Regions from separate parts of the Homo sapiens genome. Here region 1 is linked to region 2. A link is an interaction called in ENCODE POLR2A ChIA-PET data of the cell type or tissue named here. Cell type or tissue: Panc1. All regions are shown on one strand.

Evidence for each region. ChIA-PET counts read pairs that join two places held together with the same protein. Peaks named below come from ENCODE experiments on the same cell type or tissue, not always from the same donor. Only the 100,000 strongest peaks of a DNase experiment are listed, where the experiment ranks them.
Region 1: POLR2A ChIA-PET joins it to region 2 with 6 read pairs; 2 of 35 experiments call an interaction of 5 or more read pairs at or near these places.

Annotation. Positions count from the first base shown.
Region 1 is chr11:87,009,030-87,017,029 of GRCh38, forward strand. LOC105369422 (a long non-coding RNA gene) reads right to left here. Exons shown (of 5, transcript XR_007062827.1): 3 at 6,893-6,982; 4 at 5,210-5,274; 5 at 3,412-5,061. Among named protein-coding and RNA genes, the nearest start is that of TMEM135, 25 kb to the right of the region's middle. In Panc1, no CTCF peak of the experiment used is centred here; no DNase peak of the experiment used is centred here.
Region 2 is chr11:87,249,464-87,257,463 of GRCh38, forward strand. The region is part of intron 6 of TMEM135 (transmembrane protein 135); the gene reads left to right. Among named protein-coding and RNA genes, the nearest start is that of TMEM135, 220 kb to the left of the region's middle. In Panc1, no CTCF peak of the experiment used is centred here; a DNase peak (open chromatin) is centred at 3,498.

The DNA.
Region 1 (8,000 bases), 240 kb before region 2:
TACAAAAAATTAGCCAGGCGTGGTGTTGGGCACCTATAGTCCCAGCTACTTGGGAGGCTGAGGCAGGATAATCGCTTGAACCTTGGAGGCGGAGGTTGCAGTGAGCTGAGATTGCGCCACTGCACTTCAGCTTGGGCAACAGAGCAAAACTCCATCTCAAAAAAAAAAATTTTTTTTGAAAATTTAAAAGTAAATTATTCTTATTATTTTTTTTTTCTAGCAGCCCCACTCTGGTTCTGTCCAGTTTTGAGGGTGAGGTCTGTAAAGGATTTTAGCCGATGAGTGATATTGTATTTTATAAATAGAAAATGACAGTTATGTAGAATGCTACTGCAGTATTTGGGCAAGAGAAAATGATGGCCTAAATCAAGGTTCTGGCAGTGAGGATGTAGAAGAAAAGATAGATTTGAGAGGTGTTTAGGAGCAGAATAAATAGAATGAGTGCCTATTGATGGGAGAGGGGTGCGGAGGGGTGTGGTGAGAGAGAGGGAGAAGTTATAGATAACATCAGTTTACTTGAATGAATGTGGAAGTATTAATGCCACTAACAGAAAAATGACTACAGAATAAGGAGCTGGTTTGGAGTAAGAGAGGATACATTTTACTTTATATACCCCAGTTTTGAGGTTCCCGAGAGAAATCCAGGTGGAGATGTCAAGTAAGATGTCAAAAATACAGGTCTGAAGATTAACATAGAAGTACAAATATATATTTAAAAGTAGTTGGAGTATGAATAATAACTGAAGTCAAGGTAGCAGTGTGCCAGGTGAAAAGGAAAGACAGGTGAATAATTAAATCTTGGAGTAATAATACGTAAGGTCTGGCTAACAGAAGAAGAAGCCAAGTAAGAAAATTGAGAAGAGACATTGTGATTCATTGGGAAAATCAGGAGAATGGATTGTCATGGAAACAGAGAATTCCAAAAAGAAGAGAGTGTTTGGGGATATCAGATACCCGAAAGAAAGCAGTGGAAACAAAAGTATTCATTGGCCTTGGCAATAAGAAAGTCATTGAAGACCTTTAAAAGAACATCAGAGTACACAAGCAACAAAAGCAAAAATAAATAAGTGGGACTATATCAAACTAAAAATCTGCACAAGCAAAGGAAACAATCAGCAGAATGAAAAGGCAACCTATGGAATGGGAGAAAACATTTGTAAACCATATATCTGATAAGGGGTTAATACACAAAATATATAAAGAATTCATAAAACTCAGTAGCAAAAACCAATGATCCAATTAAAAAATGGACAAAGGGCCTCAGTAGGCACTTGCCCAAAGCAGACATACAAATGACCCACAGGTACATGAAAAGGTGCTCAACATCACTAACCATCAGGGAATTGCAAATCAAAACCACAATGAGATATAATCTCACACCAGTTAGAATGGCTATCATCAAAAAGATAAAATATATCGAATGTTGGTAAGGATGTGGAGAAAAGGGAATCCTTCTCCACTCTTGATGGGAATGTAAATTGGTACAGCCATTATGGAAAACAGTATGGAGGTTTCTCAGAAAATTAAAAATGAAACTACCATATGACCCAACAATCTCACTCCTGGGTATATATTCAAAGGAAATGAAATCAATATCTCGAAGAGAATCTGCACGCCCATCTTCACTCTAGCATTATTTATAGTAGCCACAACACTAAAACAACCTAAGTGTCTATTGATAGATGAATGGGTAAAGAAATTGTGTTATGTATAGACAAACGGAATATTATTCAGCCTTAAAAAGAAAGAAATACCATAATTTGCAACATAGATGAACCTTGAAGGCATTATGCTAAGCGAAACAAACCAGACAGACAAAGCCAAATACTGTATTATCTTACTTATGTATAGAATCTAAAAAAGTTAAACCCATAGAAACAAAGAGTAGAATGGTGGTCGCCAGGGGCTGGGGGCAGGGGAAATGGGGAAATGTTGGTCAAAGGGAACAAAGTTTCAGTTATAAGATGAATAAGTTCTGGGGACCTAACGTATAGCTTGGTGACTGTAGTTACCATGCAATACTATACACTTGAAATTGTTGAGAGATCTTAAATATTCTTACCCACCCACCCCCATGAACACATACATACATGTAAGTTCACTAGTGAAGTGATAGGTGTGTTAACTAACTTGATTGTGGTAATCATTTCACAATATACATATATCAAATTATCACATTTATACTTTAAATTTATAAAATTTTGTCAATTATATCTCAAAGCTAGAAAACTTTTTTTTTAAAAAAGGAACTGTGAGGAGATGGATATATTAATTTGCTTGACTGTAGTAATCATTTCACTATGCATATGTATATCAAAGTATATTATATCCCTTAAGTATATACAAAAAAAAAAAAGAACTATTTAACATGAAAAAGACCGGGTGCGGTGGCTCATGCCTGTAATCCCAGCACTTTGGGAAGCCAAGGCGGGTGGATCACAAGGTCAGGAGATCGAGACCATCCTGGCTAACATGGTGAAACCCCGTCTCTACTAAAAATACAAAAAAATTAGCTAGGCATGGTGGTGGGCGCCTGTAGTCCCAGCTACTCGGGAGGCTGAGGCAGGAGAATGGCGTGAACCTGGGAGGTGGAGCTTGCAGTGAGCCGAGATCGCGCCACTGCATTCCAGCCTGGGGGACAGAGTGAGACTCTATCTCAAAAAAAAAAAAAAAAAAAAAAAAAAAACCATGAAAAAAACCCCATCAAAGTGTGAGGGTCATTGGTACTGGATTGTAGTATATTTAAGTATGAACACAGGGAAGCTGCAAAAGGATGCAGAGTGAGGTGGGGCATGGTGGCTCACACTTGTAATCCCAGCATTCTGAGAGGTTGAAGCAGGTGGATCACTTGAGGTCAGGAGTTCGAGACCACCCGGCCAACATGGTGAACTCCCGTCTCTACTAAAAATTACACAAATTAGCTGAGCATGGTGGCGCACACCTATAGTCCCAGTTACTCAGGAGTCTGAGGCAGGAGAATTGCTTGAACCTGGGAGGCAGAACCGAGATCATGTCACTGCACTCCAGCCTGGGTAACAGAGTGAGGCTCCGTCTCAAAAAAAAAAATAATAATAATAAAAGGATGCAGAGTGGAGTTTGGTGATGAAGGAAATAATAGTGACAGCTAACATTTGTTAAGTGCTTACTTTGTGTCAGGTTTAGTGTCTGACACATAACATCTAATTTTATGAACCATGTACAATTGTTGTCCCCTTTTATACACCAGAAACACGCTTGGAACTTAAGTGAGTTGCTAAAGATCACAGAACAAATAGGTTGCAAAACATGACTCAGACCTAGTGTTGACTGACCCAGGCCCAAGATCTTCACAGCCACATTGAGGCCAGAGAAGGTAGGGCTGAGAATATTCTTGTTTATATGGTTAAAAGATTATAAAAGGAAAGCTTCTTAATGTAATGATAGATTTAGTTTTTTAATAATAAAAATCACACACACAAAATCACATGGGACTATTTTCCTCAAATTGCCACTCTGTCTCATGTCTGGAATCAAATAATAATGAATGACTCCAATTCTTTCAATATTAAAACTTTTCACTCAACCAGCTAGCCGGTCAGTCATTAACACTTGCTGAGCATACACAGTACAGGATGGTATATTTGAAGTGAAATTAAAACATCAGTCTCAACTTCCTGGACCCTCGAGGAAAAGCAGCTGGTGAAATAGAGAGGAAAAGAGACTTCTAGATCTACCTTGGTGTTTCTGACTGGTGCTGGGGAGAGCCCAGAAAGATTTTAAGGTTACAGTGGCCCTTCAGTGATTCAGGTCCATCCTTGTTTCCCAATGGCATCTAGCCTCAGTCAGAAAGCTTTGCTGAGCCCAGTGCTCTGCAGACAGCCCTTCCCTTATGGCAAGTGCCTCTCTGGGGCCCTTGTTCTTCTTTCCTGCTGATAATTCTCAGTGAGTACCATATCAATCCATTTGAGGACCAGTAACCTAGGACCTCAAAGATAAAGGGTCAAAGCCTCTTTTCCTTTTCTTTTTTCAGGGCAGCTTCCTTGCAGAACTCCAGGGGTACCATCCACATTGTGCCTCTCAGAATATGTCCATCACAATCTATTACAATATGGATGATGTCCCCTGAAGTTGTGCAGCTTAGCACTGAACAGATATTTCAAGACCAAGTCATCGTATTATTCCCTTCTTCCAAGGCAGTAGGTCTCTTGTAGTATTGTAATTCACTCAAGTGACTCTTGCAAAATAAAGATCTATTCAAATGTGATTTTCCAAAGCTGTTTTTTTAAATAAAATTCATTTTCTGCTCCTCCAAGTGCCTCATTACACAAATAATAATAGCTATCATTTATTCAGCAGACATGGTACTAATGCTTTACATGCATTATCTCATCTCTGTTGCAGAAGAATTTGAGTATAATAGTGGAGCTAAAAAAATACAGAAATTATAGTATAAAGTGGAATGTGAAAAAGATCACATGAGTGAGGTAAGTGCAAAGCACCAGGGGAACTCAGAGGAGGGGGGATTATTTCCAACCAGAGAAGCTGATACAGCCAACATTCAACAAATAATTATTGTGTGCCTGTTACATCTTTGTCTCAAGAATCTCACATTCCATTGAGAAAAGGACAAGGAAACACATCATCTCAATAGTGAGATGTCATTTGATGACTGCAATCAAGCCATCGAGGCAGGCTCTTTGGAAGAGGCAGTACATGAACTATAGGCACTGAAGGTTTGGGGGACTTCTGAATAGACCAGGATGGGGATCCCTGATATCTCAAGGATTGTACCTGGATCTCATTACACTAGCCCCATCCTCTAGAAGAGAGGGAGAGAAACAAGGAGTTGTTCTCCATTCATTTCTCCACTCATTTCTCCTCTGAGGTCCCAATTTTGAAGACTTTAATGGTAACCAGTCCTTCCCCTCTGTACAACTGGCTTTTCTCCCACTGCAGATTGCACTGCACTTTGCTTAACTCCATTCGGTTTGTGACCTCCTCTCCAATTTACCAGTTCTGATTCACATGCTCCATCTTTATCCCACAGAAAAGAAACAGCCGGCTTTTGGACTTCCAAACCTCCTGGAAAAAAGCCAAGCTCCCATAAACTCCAGAATATGATTGTGTGAATTAAAATGTTCACATGATATCAACCATGCAGTTACTCCCAAGTTTATTTTGGAAAATATTACATTTGGAAAATGGGAAGCATTCCAGAGCATTCCCTTACCTTGAAATATCAGTAGACACAAGGGTATTTTGAGATCATTTCTTTCTCAAAAGTTAGCGAAGAATCTGTACAATTAGACACATAAAATTGCCTTAAATAACATTAGTTAAGGACTCTGGGGCTTAAAAATTTCTATAGAGTATTTGTTGAGAAATTTGGGACAAAAGGCTATAATTTTAACTCAGTGAAGCAAACTTTCATAATGCCTTTGAGTTAACTCCCAGTTGGCTTTTATTGCACATTTCACTTCCAATCATTGATGATTAGACCTTGGTCAGTTGCATGTTTCCCAAAATCTTACATGCTTCAAACTCTATGCCTCTGGCTATAAGAGGCAAAAGAGTTTAGAGTCCTAGCGAGAACTGTATCCAAACCCTAACAGCCCAGGCATCCAAGGGCCCAAGGGGCCTATACGTTTCTCCCCTACTCTCCTCTTCCATCCTTTTCTTCTCAGCTTGGTTTTGGAGTGCTAAAGCCACAAGAGGAGAGGTTCTACAAGGTCAGATGTCACAGGGAGATCTTATTGATGCACCTCTTTCTCTAATGCAGCCCAATTCCCAGTGCCTGTGATGTATTTGCAGTGGCTACAGTACAAATGAGATTGGAGGGCCTTGAGAAAAGAGGCCTAGAATGATAAACAGGTTATAGTCCTTGTATATTTATTCTGGCTTTGAAATATGAAAAGGCCTGAAACTCAATATTGTCCATTATATCATTTATGAAAAAGAAAACCCAATGCGTGTGTGTGTGTGTATGTGTGTGTGTGTGTGTGTGTGTGTGTGTGTGTAAATGCATAAAGAAAATGGTTACCTTTTGGGAAAGAAAGGGTAATTAGACAAGAGTAAAGGCAGACTCTTAAGTGTATATATAGAGAGATAGATAAACACACACTTTTTTTTTTTTTTGAGACAGAGTCTTGCTCTGTCACCAGGCTAGAGTACAATGGTGCAATCACGGCTCACTGCAACCTCTGACTCCCTGGTTCAAGTGATACTCCTGCCTCAGCCTCCTGAGTAGCTGGGATTACAGGCGTGCACCACCACACCCAGCTAATTTTGTATTTTTAGTAGAGATTGCATTTCACCATGTTGGTCAGGCTGGTCTCAAACTCCTGACCTCAGATGATCTGCCCGCCTCAGCCTCCCAAAGTGCTGGGATTACAGGTGTGAGCCACCACACCTGGAGGTTAAGTTTCTTAAACCCTCCAAGTCTCAATTTTCTCATCCATAAAATGATTTGTTATAAGAATGAGGGGTAAATGCTAATAACATAGGCAAACACCTAAAACAGTGTTTAATGCAATACAATGGTAATTATTATTGGTACTTTTATCATCATTATTGGTTCTTTCTATAATTGATAATTCTTCTTACTTTTTTTTTGAGATGGAGTCTCACTCTGTCGCCCAGGCTGGAGTGCAGTGGAGCAATCTTAGCTCACTGCAACCTCTGCCTCCCAGGTTCAAGTGATTCTCTTGCCTCAGCCTCCCGAGTAGGTGGGACTACAGGCATGCAGCACTATGTCCGGCTAATTTTTTTGTAGTTTTAGCAGAGACGGAGTTTCACCGTACTAGCCGGGCTGATCTCGAATTCCTGACCTCGGATGATTCACCTGCCTCGGCCTCTCAAAGTGCTAGGATTTCAGGATTTCAGGTGTGAGCCACGGCAGCTGGCCTCTTCTTACCTTTTTCTGTTGCTGTTTGTTTCCAAAACCTCTTCGAAATGCATTATCTTCTTGTGTTATCAATTCTCCTCAGCTTCTAATCATCAATCACTTTATGGTAAAGATACAAAACATCTAAATAAAAATAATTTTTAAATTCAATTGTACTTTCCCATTTTACAAAAAAAAAAGTGTTACACAGCATGTGTGCCTTCTGTGATTTGTACTGGGATAGAACCCGGATTTTGTCTTTACCTGGAATACAAAGATGATTATTGAAATGCAGGCTCCAAGGAGCTCCTAGTCCAGTGGAAATGATAGATAGCAGATATTGCTAAGTACTTGTTCAGAGATGTCTGAAACTGCCTTTCTTTCTCATTGCTGTGTGGGAGACTGTCATACTCCCTTATTAGGTATGGCATTTAGGCAGGAAACTTCAATTGGAAGTAAAACCCCCTGATTTCTGAGAGCAGTCAGAGGGTAGCTCCTGCCTGCCTTCCCAGCTAATTGCCTTCCATTAAGATAGTGAGTGGGTACAGGACAGGGAAAGGAGACAAGTAACTAAAGATAAGCATGAGGAATTAGGAGCAGAGGATGCCAGGGAGTGAAGAAGAGGAAGCAGTGTAATTAAAAGAGGCAGTAGAGGGATGTTGGCGGGACTAAGCAAAATGACTGAGGGTCCAGGCTCTGGAATCAAAATGCTTGGGTTCATATCCAGCTCCTTTACCTATGAAGTCTTTGACCCTAGACAATCCTCTTGATCATGAGTATCTCTGTTTTCCTTATCTGTAAAACGGGGGTCATAAATTACTATCTTCATAGGGTTGTTGTGAGAATTAAATGAGATAATAGATATAGAACAGACAGAGCCTGGGATACAGTAAATGCTTAACAAATATTGACCCGCTTTATGTTAGTGGAAGATGTCTAGGGTGATGCTCATTGTTTTGGGCATAGTTAGCCAGGTAAGACAGCCCTCTAGGAGAACCTGTGTGACTCAGCCACATGGAGGACACAGACAACAAGCTGCCTGCATAGCTCTTTGCCTTCCACCTCCAAGAGAGGAGGAGAGTTGTTTGCCTTGCTTCTTGCTCTACCCACAGCAGCTAGAATAGTGTCACTCACTGTG
Region 2 (8,000 bases):
TTATTTCTACATTGATGTTATTTTCTTCTGCTAATTTTGGGCTTGCTTTGCTCTTTTCTAGTTCTCTAAGATGCATTGTTAGGTTGTTTAAAGGTTTTCTGTTTTTTTGATGTGCTTATTGTTATAACTTTTCTCTTAGTACTGCTTTCACTTAGTACTGATTTGCTTATGTTGAAACATCCTTGTATCCCTGGGATAAATCCCAGTTTTTCATGATGAATTATCTTTTTACTGTGCTGTGGAATTTGGTTTGCTAGTATTTTGTTGAGGATTTTTGTATCAGTGTTCATCAGATATATTGACCTGTAGTTTTCTTTTATTGCTATGTGTTTGGTTTTGATATCAGGGTACTATTGTCCTCATAGAATGAGTTTGGAAGTATTCTTTTCTCCTTTATTTTTAGAATAGTTTGAGTAGGATTGGTATTAGTTCTTATAGTAAAATTCTGCAGTGAAACTATCAGGTTCTGGACTTTTCTTTGCTGGGAGGCTTTTTATTACAGCTTCAATCTCATCCTTTGTCTTTGATCTATTCAGGTTTTGGAATTCTTCATGGTTCAATTTTGGTAGATTGTATGTGTCTAGGAATGTATTCATTTCTTGAAGGTATTCCAATTTATTGGCATATAGTTGATCATTATAGTCTCTTAGGAGCATTTGCATTTCTGCTGTAATTCAGTTGAATTACATGAATCGCACTGTCTCCTTTTTCATCTCTGATGTATTTGTGCATTTTGTTTAGTTATTCTGGCTAAAGTTTTGTCGATCTATTTATCTTTTCAAAAAACCAACTTTTCATTTTTTTGATCTTTTGTATTTTTGTATGTATTTTATTCTATTTTGATATTATTTTCTTCTGCTAATTTTGGGCTTGGTTTGCTCTTGCTTTTCTAGTTCTTTAAGATGCATTGTTATGTTGTTTGCTTAAAGTTTTTCTGCTTTTTGATGTAGGTGCTTATTATAAACTTTTCTCTTAGTATTGCTTTCACTGTATTTCATAGATTTTGGTTTGTTGTGTTTCCATTTTCATTTGTTTCAAGAAATTTTTAAATTTTCTTCTTAATTTTTTCATTGGTCACTCAGGAGTGTATTGTTTAATGTCTATGTGTAGTTTCCAAAGTTTCCTTTGTTATTGACTTCTAATTTTTTTCCGTTCTGGTCAGAGAAGAGACTTGATATGATTTCAAGTTTTTGAATTTTTTAAGACTTGTTTTGTGGCCAAATATATGGTCTTAGGTTCTTTTTAAAAAAATATTGCTTAAAAATACATAAGAACCTAGCCTAAATAAATCAAATTATATACAGAATTTAGAGGTTAAAAGTTGTATTTCAGAGTTAGGAGATGTGCCTTAAATAATTAGATTTTATTGTAAAGGGATTACTTGCAGCAATGCAGAGAGTGAATTTGGGATTTGGAGGGAGTATATCACAGGTAATAGGGGATGCTCTTGCAGTTATCCAGCAGAGAAATGGTGAGGACTTGACCAAAACTTATGGCAATGATACGGTGGAGAGTAGGTTTATCTGAGATATGAGGATTGCTGCTTGGATGAGGAAGATGAAAAACGCTGGAAGGTAAGCAAATTATAAAATAGGAAAAATGTGTGAAAATTGAATACAAGCTTTGCAAATACTGAGGCTGAGGTTCTTTTATGACATTCAGCTAGAGAAATAATGGGTAACAGTTGGGTATTCAGAGCTCAGGTGATAAATCTGGGTCAGGGATAGAAATTTAGGAGTTATCAGCATGTAGATATTAGTTTAAACCATGCAGGTTGATAGTGTTCTGTAGTGAGAATATGGAGAGTAAGAAAAAGTGTTCCAAGTATGGACTGGAGAATCTTGATGTTTGAAGCATAGGCAGTAGGAAAGGAGTCAGTAAAGCAGAGGCCAGAGTAGTGGCAAGAGGCATTATAAATACCTTGTTAAATTTAGGTGCTACTGTTAGCTGTCACACTAGCTGTCTGACTTTAGACGAATTACATAACTTTGCTACACCTCATTTTCTTCATTATGAAAAGTGTAAATTAACATGTGGGCCTCATAGGTAGGGCTTTGAGGATTGAATACGACACATTGTCTTTCAAATGTTTTTGATGTGACAACCCAAAATAAGAACGATATTTTATATATTATGATTATGTTACCATATATACATGTATATATATGTATATAAATTTCCCAGAAAAATACTGAACCTTCCTACATGTGATATATTTGGATATTTCCTATTCTAATTTATGTAATTAAAAAGCTGCTGTGACTCACTGATGGCTAACAGCCAGTAGTGAGAAAAAACACTGAACTAAAACGCGTGAGCACCTAGAACAGTGACTGATCACTTAGCAAACGCAGAGTTAAGAGTAGTGATTGTTTTTAAACCAAGAGAGAAAGTTGACTAAATACACAATTTCAGTAAGGACAGCATTATCTTTATTGTTATTGCTCTAGATGTATCCAGTAAGTGAGAGGTAAAAAGTCTTCATCTGCAATCTGATGGTCAGTGGTAAGCTGCTAGAGAAATTTCTGTAGGTGGGTTGGGGTAGTGGATTAAGAAATAAATGTGAAATAAGGAAGTAAGAGTGAGTTTAGTAAACTCAAGAAGCTTGAGAGAAAAAGATAGGGCCATTTGCTAGAGGATTAAGGGTTTTTCTTTTCTTTCTTGTCCCCTTCCTACCCTCCTTCTCTCTCTTTCTTAGACTGGAGAGACTAGACTCTGGGAAAGTTTAAGTGAATAAGAGAAGATTGAAGAAGCAGACGAGATTGATAAATTGGGGAATGGGAAAGAGAATAGAGTCTAAACTCTGGTCCATAATGTCAACATTTAGGGGTAGATTATTAAAATTGTCTGGGAAAAATTATTATAAATGATTAGGAAGAAATAAAATGGTTTGGAAGCCTTGCACATGTGTTTTAAGTGAAAGAGGACTGAAAAAAAGTAGAAAATAGAAAAATCTAATGCTCGTGGCTTTCTAAATACATGGTCTTTCTTAAAAGATAATTTAATTTCTTATAAAAATAGACATGGAGCCGGGCACAGTGGCTCATGCCTGTAATCCCAGCACTTTGGGAGGCTGAGGCAGGTAGATCACCTGAGGTCAGGAGTTTGAGACCAGCCTGACCAACATGGAGAAACCCCGTCACTACTAAAAATACAAAATTAGCCAGGCATGGGGCACATGCCTGTAATCCCAGCTACTTGGGTGGCTGAGGCAGGAGAATCGCCTGGACCTGGGAGGTGGAGGCTGTGGTGAGCCAAGATCACACCATTGCACTCCAGCCTGGGCAACAAGAGCAGAACTAAATCTCAAAAAAAAAAAAAAATTAAAATATATATGTGTGTGTGTGTGTGTGTGTGTGTGTGTGTGTATTATATATAGACAAGGACAAACATGAAGCCATTATTCCTCAGAAGATATATACAGATGAAATGAGGCACTTCTATTATTGGCAGCCAAACCTGTGAGTTTACCAAAAATGCAAAATTTGTTCAATGAGAAGAAGTATTGAGATTGTTAGGAGTGTTACTTTCCTCAAAACAAATGGAAAACATGAGAAAACATAGGTTCATAAATGCTGTGAATCATTTCCTGTGAGAATACAAAGCTTATTACACCAAGTCACATGACTGTGATCTGACTTTCTTTATTGGTAGAAAAAAATTAGCCTGCTCATTTGTTGAGTGTACTCTAAGAATGAGAAACTTGTGGCAAATCTGTTGTCATTTTTTTACCTGTCAGTCTTTGAGGTAGTTGTGCCCAGATAGTTACTCTAACATTTTATAATGAATATAAATTGTTTTAGTAGAAGGCAAAGAGAAATATTGTATGGAGAAACAGCATGAACCTAAAATGCGACCCCTAAGGTAAGGACTTAATGGGACACAATCATGTCAAAAATGGCCAGTTGCCTTTCAGACACTTGCAATAAAAATGACATTCTTAGGTGGTTTTAAAAATGTGAATATTTTGTTTGTGATTTTTCACTGATGTCAAAGTTCAAAAGTGGATGACATTCACATGTTTTTAAATCAGTGGAAAACTCACACCACTAATATGTTATTCATTGCTGATGGTCTTATTCTAGTTCTACAGTAGTTCCCAGAGGTTCCACTGGATACAGTAGCCTCTTTGTCAATCAAGATTGTTGTTTGAACTTAAAGGATGAGCCATATATATATATATATATATATATATATATATATATATATATATATATATATATATATATATATATCCTGGTGTACACTTCTAACCTGATGGAATTTTAACCTGTTAGCATTGTTAAGGTACATCAAATTGGCACTGTGTAATCTTATTTCTAAGTTACAATTTACCTAGAATTTAATAGTAACAATCGTTGTCTCATGAAAAAGTAAATTTGTTTCATGTTTTACAAATTCTTTTTATATTATTGACAAAAAATTGATAATTCTTATAAATTCAGTTTACTCTTTAGAAGTTATGAGAAATGAAAATAAATTATTCTTGTTTTGAAAATGACAGTCCACAGATTTTAAAAAAACATTTTTTCAATAAAGCATTTCTGTTTTGAGCAAGAAGGGTGTCTTATATATAACAATCTGTTACCTTTGCAGAAGTCTCAGCACATCAAACATTCATAGGTAAAAGAAATAATTATGATAAATTTCTAATATCAGTGGTGAGTTTTTAAAATAATTTGAGTATTTTTTTCATTGACAATGTCAGTAATAGTTTATTAGTATTGGTGATTACTAGAGGGAGTTTTAGGTAAAACAGTACCCAGTAAATGTTTGAATGAATGATACTCAGTTAAAAAAATTTAAGGATTAGAAGTAAAATTTTTAGCCTTTCAGAGTTTTCATTGACTTAATTAAAAAACATACATGTGTTTTAGGAGATTCCATGGTAGAATAGAAATTGTACAGTCTTCAATGCCATATATAACAGACCCCTCTTTAGGTTTTGGCTCTACCACTTACAAACTCTGTGGCCTTCAATAAGATACTTGGCTTCTTTCATTTTAAATTTGTCATGGATAAAATGATCTCTGTGGCTATGAAAAGTTAGAACACATAATCCTACAAGAACATAATATTTTTAAACATTATTTATGTTTCCAAGCCCATCTTTAAAAGTTATTCAACCTATAAATGAATCTATAAAATATAGTTGAAGTGCAGTGCCAATGCTACTATAGAAACAAATAATATTTATGATAATATTTCTTTGGGAAAATACATTGATGTCCAGCATGTTAGCACTAAAGCAAAAGGACTGGGAATTATCCAGATGTGAGCTACTCCACAATCCCATATTTGGAGCTAGAGTTCAGTGTGTGGGTGGATGGCGAGTGATGGGACAGAAGGACAGAACTGGAGATCTTAGGGAGAGAATGGTTAAAAACAAAATAAGGGCCTGGTGTGGCAGCTCATTCCTGTAATTCCAGCATTTTAAGAGCCAAGGCAGGAGGATTGTTTGAGCCCAGGGGTTCGATACCAGCTTGGACAACATAGGGAGACCCCATCCCTACAAAATATAAAATAACAAAACTAAATAGGTTAATACTACAAATTGAGGAGCCAAAGGATTGGGATAATGATTTAAAGTGGGGCTTTTCCTTTCCTTCCTCTTTTTTTCCCTTTCTTCTCCATTTCTCCCCCACTCTGACACCATTCTGACTAGAGGAATTTGGGACAGCACAGTAAATGGGACTGGACAAAAAGGGATCTTGGAGTATAGAGTGGAGATTGGCACTTCAGAGCAGGTAGGGGTCGGAAGAAGAGGGCAGGGCAAAGAAACAAATGTGTTGGCCCTGAATTTGCAGAGGAGCAAAATTCTGCCATCCTTCTCTCTATTGCCAGCCTTACTCTGAACTAGTTGTTAGTGTATCCATTGAAAACTGGATTTAAAAAGCTAGAAAGATTAAAATGAGTGATGAATGAAGCCAAACAAGGTATCCAATTTTTCTTCATTATTTATATCTTTCTGGACATGTTTTATCATAACTAAATAAAGCCACAGGTGACTCTTAAAGTATCTGCAAGAGCTGGGCATGGTGGCACATGCCTACAGTCCCAGTTACACAGGAGGCTGAGAAAGGAAGATTGCTTGAGCCCAGGAATTCAGGGCTGTAGTGCGCTACGATTGTGCCTGTGAGTAGACACTGTACTCCAGCCTGGGCAACATAAGGAGAATCTTGTCTCTTGAAAGAAAAAAAAAAAAGTATCTACAAGCAATTTAAAAAATTATCATAGCCAAAGAGCTGCCATGCAGTTGGCCTTCTTTCTTTATAGTTGACTGTTTCTCTCCCTGCCTGTAAGAGAGGAAGTGAAGGTGAAGAGAAGGGAGGGTTAAGAGGAAATGGTTGCTAGAAGCAGTGAGGTAAGAGGAGGTCTTCAGTATTTATCTAGAGTAGCCTTTTATATTTAAAGGATATATATTCATTTTGTGTGTATCTTCAATGTAGCTATAAGACATTATTTTCCCAGAATTTGCTAGTATATCATCTGGTTGGTAAGTTACAAAACTGGGAATAACTTTTTAACTTTATAATGAAATACATTGATGTTTCAGGGATCTATTAAAAACATTGACCTCAAGACCTGCCTATTACCCTAAGGGGTAGATTACTCCCTGTCTCCATGTTAGGACAACCTTTTAATGGATGTCTTTTAAAATGAGGTTTTGAAGTTATAAACTTATTTGAATTTACTTTTAAACTAAATGTCGCTTTATGTTTAAATATTATTAGAGGATCCATTATATTAGCCAAAATAAGTGATTCCAACTATATAAACTTACATACCTTTATACCTCAGTTTTAATTACAACTAATTCCACCTCATTTAGGCTTGAGATATAAATATAATCTGATTTTGAAAATATGAGATTAAAGTTATTTGGAATAAGATATAATTTGCAAATTATAAATTCAGAAGTTGGAAGCGGTTCGCTATGAAAAGATGAAAAAATGCAGATACCTTAAAGAATTAACTTTTGGGTTTGTTTACTTAAATTATGTTGTAATATGTAGTATGATTCCTCAAAATATTTTTTAATTTGGGAATTTATGATGAATATAAAAAGATTCATTGAGAATGAGGAAGCTTCATATAGAGACATGATGCCCTGTGAATTAAAGTCAATAACTGGAGTTCTGTAGAGTATTTTAGAGGACAATGGCCTCAAATTAAGATTATATTAAAGTGATTTTTTGGGGGCAAAAACATGTCTTTTGCTCATTGTGGAAAAATGAGCAAATATGATTGAACAAAATAATAATAATTATCACCCATAATCTCTTCTTTCAAAGACAAGTAACTACCAGCTTTGTTTGTATACTTTTAGTCTGTTGGCTATGCCTCTATCTGTCTGTTGGTCCTGCTTGCCCTCACTCTTCCTCTTTTCCTCCCTCCTTTGCCCCTTTCTTTCCTCCTGCCTTCACTTCTTTCCTCTCTCCTTCCACACATTTGTGTGTGTGTATGTGTATGTGTATATGTGTATATATGTCTTTCAGCTTCTCAAATGAGATTATATTATGTAGGCTATATGATTATATGCCTTTGTATTTCCATATAAACCCTAGAAATGGATTCTTATACTAATCTTCAGTTCTTCACTAAGAAACTGGTGATAACTCTTAGCAATGTTGAGTGTGACTAAACATCCAAACATTATATCCTTTCGAGTTCTGGAATCCTCTTTTGCATGCTGTCTGCTTCTTGTTTAAGGAGCATTATTACTAATCACAGAAAGTTCTTAGATGAGACTTTACTGATACAGATGCTCAAATTTGAAGCAGTTAAATTTAACTGTTTGCTTTACTGCTTGTGAGGTGCTATAACTCATTGGGCTATGCTATAACTCACTGTGTCTTTCTCAAGCCTGATTCTTTCTTTCTGTTATTTTCTTTTGTTTAAGTTCTGTGTCGGAGGTAATCAAAAGACACTATAGTGTAGTTGAGAGGGAACTCTGGGGTTCAGCTGTGTTGGTTCAAATCCTTCTCCATCTTACTTGT